Regions from separate parts of the Homo sapiens genome. Here region 1 is linked to region 2. A link is an interaction called in ENCODE POLR2A ChIA-PET data of the cell type or tissue named here. Cell type or tissue: HepG2. All regions are shown on one strand. Each heading gives the region's core, and the rest is flanking DNA. Links, peaks and the distances in the headings are about the cores only.

Region 1 (6,246 bases), core at 2,506-5,005, 69 kb before region 2:
TTTAAAAAAGGGGGTGGGGGGGGGACGCGCAAGTGCGCGATTTTTCTATTTTATTAAAAATAAGAGAAAGACAACTGTACAGGTTTTTTCTCCCAGCTCCCGGGTGTGAAACTAAGTACTAGCCCTAGATATGTATATATACACAAACACACACATGCACACAGATCTAGCTCTGTAAAACTACTTAGCAAATCCCAAATCGACTGCAGTAAGTCTTACTATCCACTGCCCGCCCACTCCCCCTCCCCCTCCCGCAGCTACAACTACTTATAATAAAGGACTCAAAAAGAGATCGGGAGGTTTTAAGTGGCCGCAGCCCCACCAAACCAAGCAAAGACACCTCTTGTACAGGAGGAACAAAAATCCAGAGGAAAAGAAAAGTCTTCCTAGGACACAATCCATCGATTGCGTGGAAAAACCTAAGTTTCAACAGGGCACACTGAGGCACTTGGCTGACTCCCCACCCTTCCCCTGAAGTTTTCACTCCGGTTTAACAAGAGAATTTGCTGAAGCCACAAAGATCCCCCAATGGCTACATCCTAGCTGACTGGGAGAAACTATGGCTTCTCCCATCCAGCTGTCACTTGGACCCCACTCCCCTTCCCTAAGAAAATAGGGAGGCCGAAAGCGCAAACTAACAAAAATGAGAAGGAAACTGGGTTTGGGCCCCCACTGCTCACCACTGGGAGGTGGAAGTCAGCCCGGTGGCGGTTTTTTTCCCCCTCCTTCCTTTGCCGGCTGGCTGCTCCCTACCACCTCTCTCCTGCTGGCCAAAGGTTCTGAAACTCTCACAACGGGTGCCCAACTCAAAGAAAACTCACTCACCCTAAAGATATTCCTGCTAACCTCACAATTCCTGGGTTCCCTCTCATCTAGCCAGAACAAACTGCCTTGTGTCTTCTCCCCACCCACATCTACCTTCATGGCAAACAAGCCAACAAAACACACAAGCCCCCCCCGCAAATCCCTAACCCCGTAAGTAGGTTAATAGCAAAACAAAATATAAGTACATTCTCATCATTAGATTGGTTGTTGCTGTCCTTGCACAACTGGTTAAGGAAAAATGAATTATTCTGTAATTTCTGAAGAATCCAAATCCTGTCTCTTATAAAGTCAGAACAGAAGGGGGCAAAAGGTGGTGGTGAGCATCAAGAGAGAAAAAAGGAGAAAATTATTTACAGAAAATAGGAGACAGGAGGGAGTGTCCGCAAGAAAAGACTTCATTGTCACTTCTTCTTGCCGGCCCTCTTGGCACTGGACTTTGCTTTGGGTTTCACTGGTTTGGCCTTTTTGGGCTTGGATGCCTTGACCGGCTTGGCTTTGACAGTCTTGGGTTTTTTGGCTTTCTTGGGCGTGGCAGCCAGCTTCTTCTTGGCCTTCTTGACCGGGGTGGCTTTGGGTTTCTTGGTTGGGGCTTTGGAGGCAGCCTTCTTGGGCTTGGATGCCTTCTTTGGCGTGGCTACCTTCTTGATTTCCTTCTTGGTCTTCTTGAAGGCCACTGACTTCTTGGGTTCGTCGCTCTTGGCTAGCCGGAAGGACCCCGAGGCCCCCACCCCTTTGGTCTGCTTGAGGACACCGGTGGTGACCAGGCGCTTGATGGACAACTTGATCTGCGAGTCAGCGTTCTCACCCACCTTGTAGTGGCTCTTGATATACTTCTGAATGGACTGGCGCGAGGAGCCAGCGCGGTTCTTCTCGGCCTGGATGGCAGCCACGATCATGTCTGAATACTTGGGGTGGTCTGTGGACTTCTTGGAGGCCTTGGCCCGCTTGGGCTTGGCCGCAGGGGCGGACGTGGAATTCTCGGTCATGGTGGCCTGTCTGGTCCGGCTGTTGAAGGCGCCTTCCAAAGGGCCAGCCCTCGTCGGAGGCTGAGCAAAGCCTGCCTCGGGATCTGCTCCTGAGCCCCTGACTACCGGGCCAGTCTGGAGTGCGGCTCCCGGGGATGCGAGCGAGGAGTCGCTGCTTTTCCTCCCCGGCTCGGGTGTCGGGAGAGCTCGCCGAGCCGGCTTTGCGAGGCCCAGCCCCGCCGGTCTGTCGCTTGGTCTCGGCACCGGGCTCGGGCTCTGCCTCTGCCTCTGCCTCTGCCTCCGCCTCCTCTGCCTCCCTTTTCCCAGCTCCGCGTCTGGCGCTTGGGCGGCGCATCCGGGTATTTAGCGGCGGCGGGCGGACCGCGGTGAGGACAGGGCTGCTGGCTGCCTGCTCCCGGCCCGGAATGGCGCTGCGCCGCCGCCATCTGTGTTTCTTCCGCCGAGCAAATCCGACCTTTCCCCCCGGCCCGGGCCTTCCTGCTCCCCGCCGCCGCCCTGGGCCGCTGCCTGGCTCCCTGGGCTTCCCCGCCGGGCGGCCCGCTGGCCCGGCCGCCGCCCCCCGCGCCCGCCACGCACCCCAAACGGCGCCGAGGACCGCTGGTGTGCCGGCACATTTCCCCTTTGCGGGGGGCTGGCTCTGCGGGGCTAGGGAGCCTCGGTGCGGGAAACCCCCCGTAGCAAAGCTCTCCCCTGAGGCTACCGGGGGCTCTGCTCCCGGCCCGCTGCGGGGTCCCCTAGCCCGGTGGAGCTGCCGGAAAGCGGCCCCAACTAACACACGCGGCCCCGAGCTGGGCGACTCCCAGCCGGGCCGAGCCGGGACAGGGGGGAGGGGTCGCTCCCCCGGGGTCCGGTCACCTCTCGGGGGTCACCCCGCCACCGGTCCCTCCACACCTCTACCCCCTCTGTCCATGGGGCCCCCAAGGAAACTTTCCCTGAAAGAGTTGGAAGGGTACTTTCAAACTTTGTCCCTTCCCCCTCCTCTGCCGTCTCTCCCCCAGCGCGCCCCCCGACCTCTGCCTTGAGGTTCCCTCCTGAGGCCGAACCCCCAGTGCTGCCCGGACCCTCTGAGAGATGAGGAGGGCCTCCCGGGTGGCCTCTTCTCCTCAAAGACCCCTACATCTCCCATATACCCTAATCGGGAATTCATTTGTGTGCTTCTCTTAGCCTGGAAGTTTTGGGGTGTCAGAGACAGAACTCGCTGCCCCCCATCCGTGAGGCCCAGCCTGGGGGTTCAGTCCCCGTCCCAAGGCTCCTTGAAGGCAATGTGGGGGCGGGGGAGGGCGGTCCACAATGGAGAAGCTGCCCCAGAAGCTCTAACCAGGGACGGTCCGGGGGGCCCCTGTAATGAGGAGAGGCCCTGAGTGCTTTGGGGACTTGGGAAAGCGGGGCGCTAGGGTAGAGGTCGAGGAGGGGGTTATGTCCCTTGGGTTGTGACCTGTCCTCGGAAAGTGTGGAGTTGTTTAGAGAGCCGTGGCCGCGACCACCGCCATTTTGCTGGGAAGATGCGATGTCTTTGTTAAAATGCACACAGATTTTCCCGTGCTGCTTGGCAGGTGTAGACGAGGCGGACACGGGGCGCCACTGTCTGTAGGGAGTTCTGAAGCTCGAGGGGCTTTAGGGGCCCAGAGGCCAGCAGGAGAGACCTCAGAGACCCTAGGACCCCTTGTCTGCGGCCGACCTCCTACTCACGTGCCGGGTCCGCTTGGCAGCGGCCCTGGGCTGAGATTCTGCGACGTTTGCTCCCTGGGCCCCTCTCCCACAACCCCGCTTTTATTCCCTAAGCATAGAGGCCGGTCACTGTTCACTTAAACAATACCCTGGGAGTGGGAGTTTGTTGCTGGTCAAAATGATGAACGCATCCCGGTATGGTCCAAGAGCTGTTTGCAGACACAGTGGGCTACTGGGGAGGGGTAAAGGGGAGGGGTTCGAGGGTTTTGATGTTGGGGACGGGATCGTAGCTGCGTGGGTGTGGGAGGGCTCCTACTGGACCTGGGAGTCTCTGAAGCCAGGACAAATTAATGGGTTTCCCCCGCACGCCAAGGGATGGATTAATCCAAATGATTAGGGGAGGAAGGGGGAGGGGGAGCGCAAGACTCGGTGTCAGATGCCTTCTCTCTGGGCTTATCTCCGTGGCACAGGCGGGGAAGGGAAGCAATGGGGGGTCAGGTTAGTTCAAAAGGTCAAGGTTCGTCTTTTGATGGTGTCAATTTCTCTTAAGTTTCGTCATTTGAAAACACAACATTCTGGTGGCTTTGTTTTGGTTATTTTCAAAGACAACTCGGGTTCCCATTAAGACCTGGTTGGGTTAATACGCACCCAAATAGCCCCCCCTCCCCGTATCCGAGATGTTCCACCCTGAGAGCCCAGAACCATGTCACCCCATCCCCCGCCCCAGATCCGTGCATGTCTTAAAGACTGGATGAATCCAATGACACGACGATCAATAATTTTATTTGCACAGCGCTTTACAGTTTGCACAGTGCTCCCCACCGGTTTCTGGATCCTTTGCGCCTCCTGCCTTTGATCACTATCCCCATCACCCCTATTTTACCGCGGAGGCCCGGGACTTAGAAGGATGGATTGGGGGCGGGGTACTGTAAGGCTCAGCTCCCTGACACCTGGGCGTTCATTTCATTTTGTATCTCTCCTGTCCCTTCTCCCCGCCCATCCCAGCGACCTGTAAATTCCCGGAACTGAAGCCAGAATTGGGGAAAGGGGTTGCCTCGGGTTGCAGGGGCTTCCAGCTAGTGGACACCCCTTCTCCCGCCAGGCGGCGAGGTTCACCGCCCCTTCCCCTGTTCCGGGGAGTTGGAGGGGAAGGGAGGGGGTTCCCTGGGGCTTGGGCGCAGAGGCCGAAGCCGAGGCGGGCAAGACGAGGAAAGACGGCCTCCAATTGGCTTGGCCTCGCCTCGCCTCGCCTCGCCTCGCCTCCCCTCAGGGACACTGCAGAGCTGGGGGGCTTCTTCACTGCAGCCGGACCCCGCCTGGGCACCCAGGCAGGCGGCTCTCGGGTCCCCACCGGGCGCAGAGCCATCTTCCAGCTGGCGGACTGCGCAACCTCCCCCGCCCCCTTTAACGCGAGGCTCTTGAAACCCCAGGAACGGCGGAACCGCGGCAACTGCTCCTGGGAAATGTAGTCCCCGGCGCCGCGCCCCCTGCCCGCGACCCTCGGCAGCCGTCGCGCCCCCCGGGCGTGAGGAGGGGGTCGGACAGCTGCTGTGCCGTGGCGCGGGGAGGGTCCCCCGCTGTCTCTCTCGGGCCTCAGTTCTTCCACCTGTCGGCTCTACCTGTCTCTGGGGTTAGTGAGAGGGGGAAATGAATTCCTTCATGGAAAAGTATAAATCGCATTAGAATGCCAGGGGTCGTGTCCTTACTAATGGGTGTGTTTGTGCGTGCGCGCGCGTGTGCCTGAGCCCTTGGCACGTGACACCTCCACGTTACAGACAGGAGGCTCCCACCCCCACCCCTATGTTTAATGACTTGCCCAGGGATGATAGACTCTCAAGGCAATGCCCTGTTCACTGCACCACCTGTGGTCTTGTGGCATTCTGGGCTTTGTAATCTTTTTTTTTTTTTTTTTTTTTTTTTGAGATGGCGTCTTGCTCTGTCGCCCAGGCCAGAGTGCAGTGGCGCGATCTCGGCTCACTGCAACCTCTGCCTCCCGGGTTCAAGCAATTCTCTGCCTCAGCCTCCCGAATAGATAGGATTACAGGTGTCCACAACCACGCCCAACTAATTTTTTGTATTTTTAGTAGAGACGGGGTTTCACCATCTTGGCCGGACTGGTCTTGAACTCCTATCCTCGTGATCCACTCGCCTCGGCCTCCCAAAGTGCTGGGATTACAGGCATGAGCCACCGCTCCTGGCTGGTTTTGGAATCCTAATGCATTCCTTAATATGTGCCAGGCACTGGGATGGGCTCTGTGATATGGCCATAAACCAAAGTGACAAGAGAGCCCTGCCCTTGTGGAGCTGAGGTTCCCTGGAAAAGATAGATACACAATAGACTACATAAAGAAGTAAATTAGGCCAGGTGCGGTGGCTCACGCCTGTAATCCCGGCACTTTGGGAGGCCGAAGTGGGTGGATCACCTGAGGTCAGGAGTTTGCGACCAGCCTGGCCAACATGGTGAAACCCTGTCTTTACTGAAAATACAAAAATTAGCCGGGCGTGGTGGGGGGCCCCTGTAATCCTAGCTACTTGGGAGAATGAGGCAGGAGAATCGTTTGAACTAGGGAGGCGGAGGTTGCAATGAGCTGAGACCACGCCATTGCACTCCAGCCTGGGCGACAAGAACAAAACTCCATCTCAAAAAAAAAAAAAAAAGTAAATTATATAGTATGCTGGAAAGTGGCAATTGCAAAGAAACAACTGGAGCAGGGTTGGGGGTGGATATAGGCAGTGTCAAATGGTGGTGGTTTGCAATTGTATTTTT
Region 2 (6,246 bases), core at 1,289-3,788:
TCCTGTCTTAGCCTCCCAAGTAGCTGGGACTACAGGCACCCGCCACCACGCCCGGCTAATTTTTTGTATTTTTAGTAGAGACGGGGTTCCACCGTGTTAGCCAGGCTGGTGTCGATCTCCTGAGCTCGTGATTTGCCTGCCTCAGCCTCCCAAAGTGCTGGGATTACAGATGTGAGCCACTGCACCCAGCTGTGCCAAGCCAAGGATTTTCATAGAGAGGAGCAGCTGGAGCCCCAGCAGGACCTGGTGGTTACTCGTTTTGTCATCTGTGAAATTCCTTTCAGTACATGGTGCTCCCATCCCTTCCCAGCCACCATCTCCTAGCCTCCTGAGAACCCTGAGCTTCACCATGAAACTGAAGAATCTTTCTAACTTCCTTCTTGACCTGGCCGGCCTGTGGCACCCAGCATGCCCCGGGACACAGCACCGTGTCCTCCTTGAGCTGTCTGTGTGCCTTCCTAACAAGCCTGACAGCAATCTGAGGGCAGGACGAGCTGACTTATCCCTGCTTCTCTGATGTCCACGCATTGAGTTGATTGGAGGGTCAACTCATCAAAGCCACAGGGAAATACAGGGGAGAGGGTTCTCCAGTCCTCCCATGGGCTCAGGAGCTTTGTGACGTGGTGGCTAAAAGCACAGACTTAGGCCGGGCATGGTGGCTCGCACCTGTAATCCCGGCACTTTGGGAGGCCAAGGTGGATGCATCACCTGAAGTCAGGAGTCCAAGACCAGCCTGACCAACATGGAGAAACCCCATCTCTACTAAAAACACAAAATTAGCCGGGCATGGTGGCACATGCCTGTAATCCCAGCTACTCGGGAGGCTGAGGCAGGAGAATAGCTTGAACCTGGGGGGCGGAGGTTGCAGTGAGCTGAGATTGTGCAATTGCACTCCAGTCTGGGCAACAAGAGCGAAACTCCGTCTCAATAAGTAAATAAATAAATAAAAATAAAAGCACAAACTTTGGAGTGGATGCTTTGATCTCATTTCTCACGACCTATGCATGTGTGACCCCCAGCAAATGCCTAAGGAGTCTGAGCCTCAGTTTCCCCATCTGTCAAGTGGCAGCTGCCTCCTATCCACTTGAGGCACATATGGCAAGGCCCTGGGCCCAGCACGGGGTGCACCCTGATGCCTGGAAGCCCTGCTCATCCTGGGGCAGGTGGCGTTGGACTTTGCATCTAGGAGATGAGGAGGCTTTGGAGAAACAAGCAGGAACCCCCACGGCACCCCAGCGCTGCCCGTCAGAGAAGTGGTTGGTCCATCTTACAGAGAGAGAGAGAGGCTGGTGTTCAAAACCACATGCCGTCCTCCCAATGAGCTATTGCCAGGGTGCAGGATTCTGGCCTCCAAGACCCTCCCTGCCCACCATCTTCAGATGAAGAATGTTCTGGGCTTCAAGGCAGCACCAAAGCACCAGTGAAGCAGGGGAAGGGCGAGCACCTACTGTGTGCCCGGCGCTGGGCCCACTTTGCACACGACCCTCATTTAAGCAGCCTGTCTTGGCAGCTAGCTGAACCCAGTGAGCATTGATGCACCCTCTTCTCTGTGTCTGAGAGGAGCTGTAGGGGCCAGAGAGGGTAAGCGAGGCTGTCCTGGACTCAGGTACCTGAGTACCACCAGGGGAAGGGGCATGCCCACACTGGCTACAGTCCCAGGTGGGGTCAGGTGTGTGCCACCAGACACAACATAAACCAGGTATGGTGGAGCCAGGAGGGGAATAGGCCCTGGCCAGAGCATCTTGCTTGAGGCCTCAGTGTGGTCTGCACTGAGCAGACCTGGGTTTTGCCCATGCCCCACCAGCAAGTGGCTTCACCCTGCGCATCAGTTTCCTTATCTGTAAATAGTGTATTTCTCACCTGGTTGCTAAGGAGACTAAATGGGAAAAGCACACGTCAAACATTCAGATCAGGGCTTGGCCCATAAACGCTTAAAACTGTGTTGCTCATCATCATTGTTGGGCCAGTTTGGTGATCGGGATGGGTTGTGGTCAGCAGGGAGGCTGAGGTCTGAGCCTGGAGGGGGATGCAGGAGCTTAGGCTACTCCAAGGGGAGGCTTTTCCAAGGAGACTTGGCTGAGTGGGGCTGACTTTCTGGCTACCCTTGGGAGGGTGGAAACCTCCTTACCTGCAGCTCTGGCAAGCTGGGGCCCTTCGCAGTGCTCCTGCTCCCCAGGGGGCCCGTCTGCTCCAGGCCTGCCAGAGTTGCGGTCGCTGGTCCTCTTGTCACTTTGATCTTTGGCCACTGGGTGGAGGTGCAGGCAGGGCTGGGCAGCTGGACCGGGCTCTGGGACTGCAGTGCGGGGCTGTGTCCATTGACTGGGGTGGCCTCGGCCCAGCCTTCTGGCTGGCTGTGTGACTCCTGCTCAGGGACATCGTTTGTGCCTGGGGGACCCAGCTCTGGCCCTAAAGCCCTGGCCAGGTCATCCCTGTGTCCAGCTGGGTCCTTGCGGGGCAGCCTGGCCTGCAGGAGCTCCAAGAGGCCCTCCCAGTCCAGGCTGGGGACACGGGCCCAGACCCCCTCTCCTGGTGCCCGGAGAAGGCCAAGCAGATCCCTCCAGTCAAGCTCGGGTCGCCTCTCAGAGCCACGCGGGTATGGACACGCTCCCTCTGCCCCCCAGCCCACAGCAGTGGGTGTCCCAGAGTGCCAGGATTGTGAGGACTCTGCGGGGCCTCCCCAGTTCTCAGGGGGGCTCGTGAGTGGGCTTCTCTTTCCTAGTTCTCTGGGGAGCTCATGAGTGGGCTTCTCCTCCCAGGCCTCTGGCTGCCCCCAGCTCTCCTTGTACTCCCTGGAAGTGCCCCCCCATGCTCCCTCCGGGGCTTTGGCTGCCCCCAGGCTGGGCTCTCCACATCCCCACCAGCCCCCAGGGCCCAGGCCTCCCTCCTGGCTGCTCCAGCTCCTTTCTAGGTGTCTATGAGGGCCCTGGGACCCTGGCGGTTCCTCCTGACTCTGCCACACCCCCAGAGGCTGTCTTGGGCCTGCTTGGCCACTCTCCAGAGGTCTCTGTGTCCGCAGCTCCCTCTCAGGGGTCCTGGCTGATGTCCTGGGGGGCAGCGGGGACCCCTGGAGCTGCCGATCTCCCTCAGGTCTCTTCTCAGGACTCCAAGGATGAGGGGGCTCTGCTTGGCTCCGCCGGGTCAGTTCTGCCTGTTTGGCAGGGAGCATGGTCACCTGGGGATGAGGTGAGGGGGTAGGTGAGGCTCTCTCTCTGGGGACCTGGCTGCCAGCTCTGCCTTTCTTAGGCCCCCAGAGAGTCAAGGCTGTGTCCACACAGCAGCCTGAATCAAAGCAGGCCAAAAAGTACACAGGGTCTCTGCCCCACCCCTCCGGGGTCAGCTCCTCCCTTTCACCCGCTTTCCTCAGTTCCAGAAAAAGATCTGCAAAGACCTGCCCCCGTTCTTGGCTTCTCACCCCTCTCAAAGATACTGATTCCAACTTGGGCTATCAGGTGCCAGAACCTCCACCACCAATACCCCATTCCACTGAGGCGGGCCTAGCCCTCTGGGTTTGGTTAAAGATACAAATTACCCTGAAAGAGAGGGCCCTTAGAGCCAGATTCTTGCTTCAAGGCTTTCCCTGAAATCTGCTCAAGACAGCAGTATTGGCCAGGTGCCGTGGTTCACGCCTGTAATCCCAGCACCTTGGGAGGCCAAGGTGGGCGGATCACTTGACGTCAGGAGTGACCAGCCTGGCCAACATGGTGAAACCCTGTCTCTACTAAAAGTACGAAAATTAGTTGGGTGTGGTGGCACACGCCTGTAATCCCAGCTATTTGGGAGGCTGAGGTAGAAGAATCACTTGAACCTGGGAGGCAGAGGTTGCAGTGAGCCAATATTGTCCCACTGCACTCCAGCCTGGGAGACAGTGCAAGACTCCATCTCAAAAAAAAAAAAAAAAAAAAAAGACAGCAGTGCTTAGTAAAGGAAGGGGATAGCGTGGGAGAGGGGCTATCTTCAAAGGATTAATGTGGGGTCTTGTGCATTTTGCCAAGAGCTGCTGGCCGTTGGGGAGAGGGGAGAGCTGGATCCCCATGATTGGACTCCGACCCTTTCATAGAGGACCTTCCTGTCCAAGCCCCCTGCCTGGCTTCTAGCGGGAGGGAAGAGGCAGTGGCCGCCCCTTGGGGTGCGGGGCCCCAGACAGCTGGCAGTGCTCACCTGCCTGCTGGGGGCAGGGCTGGACTGTCTTCGGAGAAGTTGGCTCTGGCCTTGGCTGGGCTGCTGTGACCGTCCCTCGTCCTGGGCCTGGAAGGCCCCCGCTGCCTCGGACTTCCTATGAGCAAATGCAGCCACTCCTCTGAGGGACTGTCCCACTCCCAGCACCCCAGCCCCTCTGCTCCCACCTCCAACAGGAGGAGATGTGGGACAGCCAGGGACCCACTGCAAGCTCGTTGAAGGGCCCTAAGTGAGGATGACTCTCAGGGCCTTAGTTTCCCCTTCTGAAAAATGGGGATGGTTAACACTGCTCTATTCTGCCTCATGAGGCTCTTGCGAACATGACGAGAAAAGTGGGGAGTAGAGGCGGTTGGGTGGGGAGGGGGATCTGGCCCTGGCCATGGCCCTCTCCTGTCTCATCCAGTACTTCCTATGACTAACCACCACCCCACCAGCAGCCCAAGAGCCACCCCCAGACAAAGGTTAGACTGGTCTTTGCGGGAATTAAGATTTATTGAGCACCTACTGTGTACCAGGCACTGGGCACACATAATCATTATGACAAAGCATTTATTGAGTGCTTCTTATGTTCCAGGGGCCAAGCACTTGTATCATGATCGCAGCCCACGAGGTGGGACGACAGAGCCAGACTGCTGTGTGCCCCCGTGTTCCATTCTTTCTGCCTTTTCCTGTCCATATTGTAAATTTTGGATTTCTTTTCCTTTTTCCCTCCCATCACTGTTAACCAACAGAATCCCAGCGCTTAGCCTTGAAAACTCCAGGCCATCCTAGCTGTTGGCAAAAGAGCTCTGAGCAAGATCAGAAGAAAGAAACATTCTCCCTGACAACTTCAGAGAGGCCAACATAAACTGTCCAAGCAAGTGTCTTTTTTTTTTTTTTTTTTTTGAGATGGAGTCTCGCTCTGTCACCCAGGCTGGAGTGCAGTGGCGCGATCTCGGCTCACTGCAACTTCCATCTCCCGGGTTCAAGTGATTCTCTGCCTTAATCTCCCAAGTAGCTGGGATTACAGGCATGAGCCACCACGCCTGACCCTGGGCAAGTGTTGTTTCTAAGACACTGGGCTTCAGGCATTGTTGACGCATCCGATGAAGATCATCTCTAACTTGTGTAAAAAGTCTAGTTCCAGTTAGTTGTCTTGCTTACTAACTGGGAGGCATGGCTGTTAATGATTAACGTGGTATCTCTATTGACAGGTAGAAACACCAAACAGAACCTGGGCATATCTCTCCCTTCCTCTACCTAAGGGGTCACAACAAAAGGCCCAACCACTCCATGAATGTTTATTTTGGTTGGGTCTCAGTTAGCAAATGGAGCCATGTCTTTGGTCGATGAACTGAACCAGGAAGAGAAGCCTGAAAAAGGCCACCCTGTGGTGGACCCAGAGTGAGGCAGCAAAAAGGGAAGTATGAGGAAACTCTGCTCAGGCCTCCATAGGCCCTGCTGTCTGTGGTGGGCCTGTGCCTGAGGAGCCATGCTGGAACGACACCTTCAAAAGTATGGGATTGGGCAGGGCGCAATGGGTCACGCCTGTAATCCCAGAACTTTGGGAGGCTGAGGCAGGCGGATGGCTTGAGCTCAGGAGTTCAAGACCAGCCTAGACAACATAGTGAAACCTAGTCTCTAAAAATACAAAAATTAGCCCAGGTGTGGTGGCTCATGCCTCTAATCACAGCACTTTGGGAGGCTGAGGTGGGTGGATCACTTGAGGTCAGGAGTTCGAGACCAGCCTGGTCAACATAGTGAAACCCAATCTCTACTAAAAATACAAAACTTAGCCAGGCGTGGTGGCACGTGCCTGTAATCCCAGCTACTCAGGAGGCTGAGGCAGGAGGATCGCTTGACCCCAGGAGGTGGAGGTTGCAGTGAGCTGAGATCGCGCCACTGCACTCCAGCCTGGGTGACATAGTGAGACCCTGTCTCAAAAAATATATATATATATATATGGGGTTGGGAGGCCAGGTACAGTGTCTTTACACCTGTAATTCCAGCACTTGGGGAGGCTGAGGTCAGAGGATCACTTGAGTCGAGGAGTTTGAGACAGCCCTGGCAACAGAATGAGACCTTGTTCTA

The links. Peaks named below come from ENCODE experiments on the same cell type or tissue, not always from the same donor. Only the 100,000 strongest peaks of a DNase experiment are listed, where the experiment ranks them.
Region 1: POLR2A ChIA-PET joins it to region 2 with 24 read pairs; 12 of 35 experiments call an interaction of 5 or more read pairs at or near these places.

What each region holds. Positions count from the first base shown.
Region 1 is chr22:37,801,110-37,807,355 of GRCh38, reverse strand. It overlaps H1-0 (H1.0 linker histone), which reads right to left and starts at 2,127. Exons shown (of 1, transcript NM_005318.4): 1 at 1-2,127. The coding sequence starts at 1,811. The coding sequence ends at 1,227. RefSeq lists enhancers at 1,036-1,731, 3,780-4,074, silencers at 1,962-2,041, 4,934-4,983 and a cis regulatory region at 3,386-5,282. In HepG2, for the core only: no CTCF peak of the experiment used is centred there; DNase peaks (open chromatin) are centred at 3,965, 4,325 and 4,886; H3K4me3 peaks cover 2,500 bases.
Region 2 is chr22:37,731,325-37,737,570 of GRCh38, reverse strand. TRIOBP (TRIO and F-actin binding protein) reads right to left here. Exons shown (of 24, transcript NM_001039141.3): 8 at 4,159-4,273; 9 at 2,129-3,172. Among named protein-coding and RNA genes, the nearest start is that of TRIOBP, 37 kb to the right of the region's middle. In HepG2, for the core only: a CTCF peak has its summit at 2,249 (motif pointing right); a DNase peak (open chromatin) is centred at 2,260; H3K4me3 peaks cover 940 bases.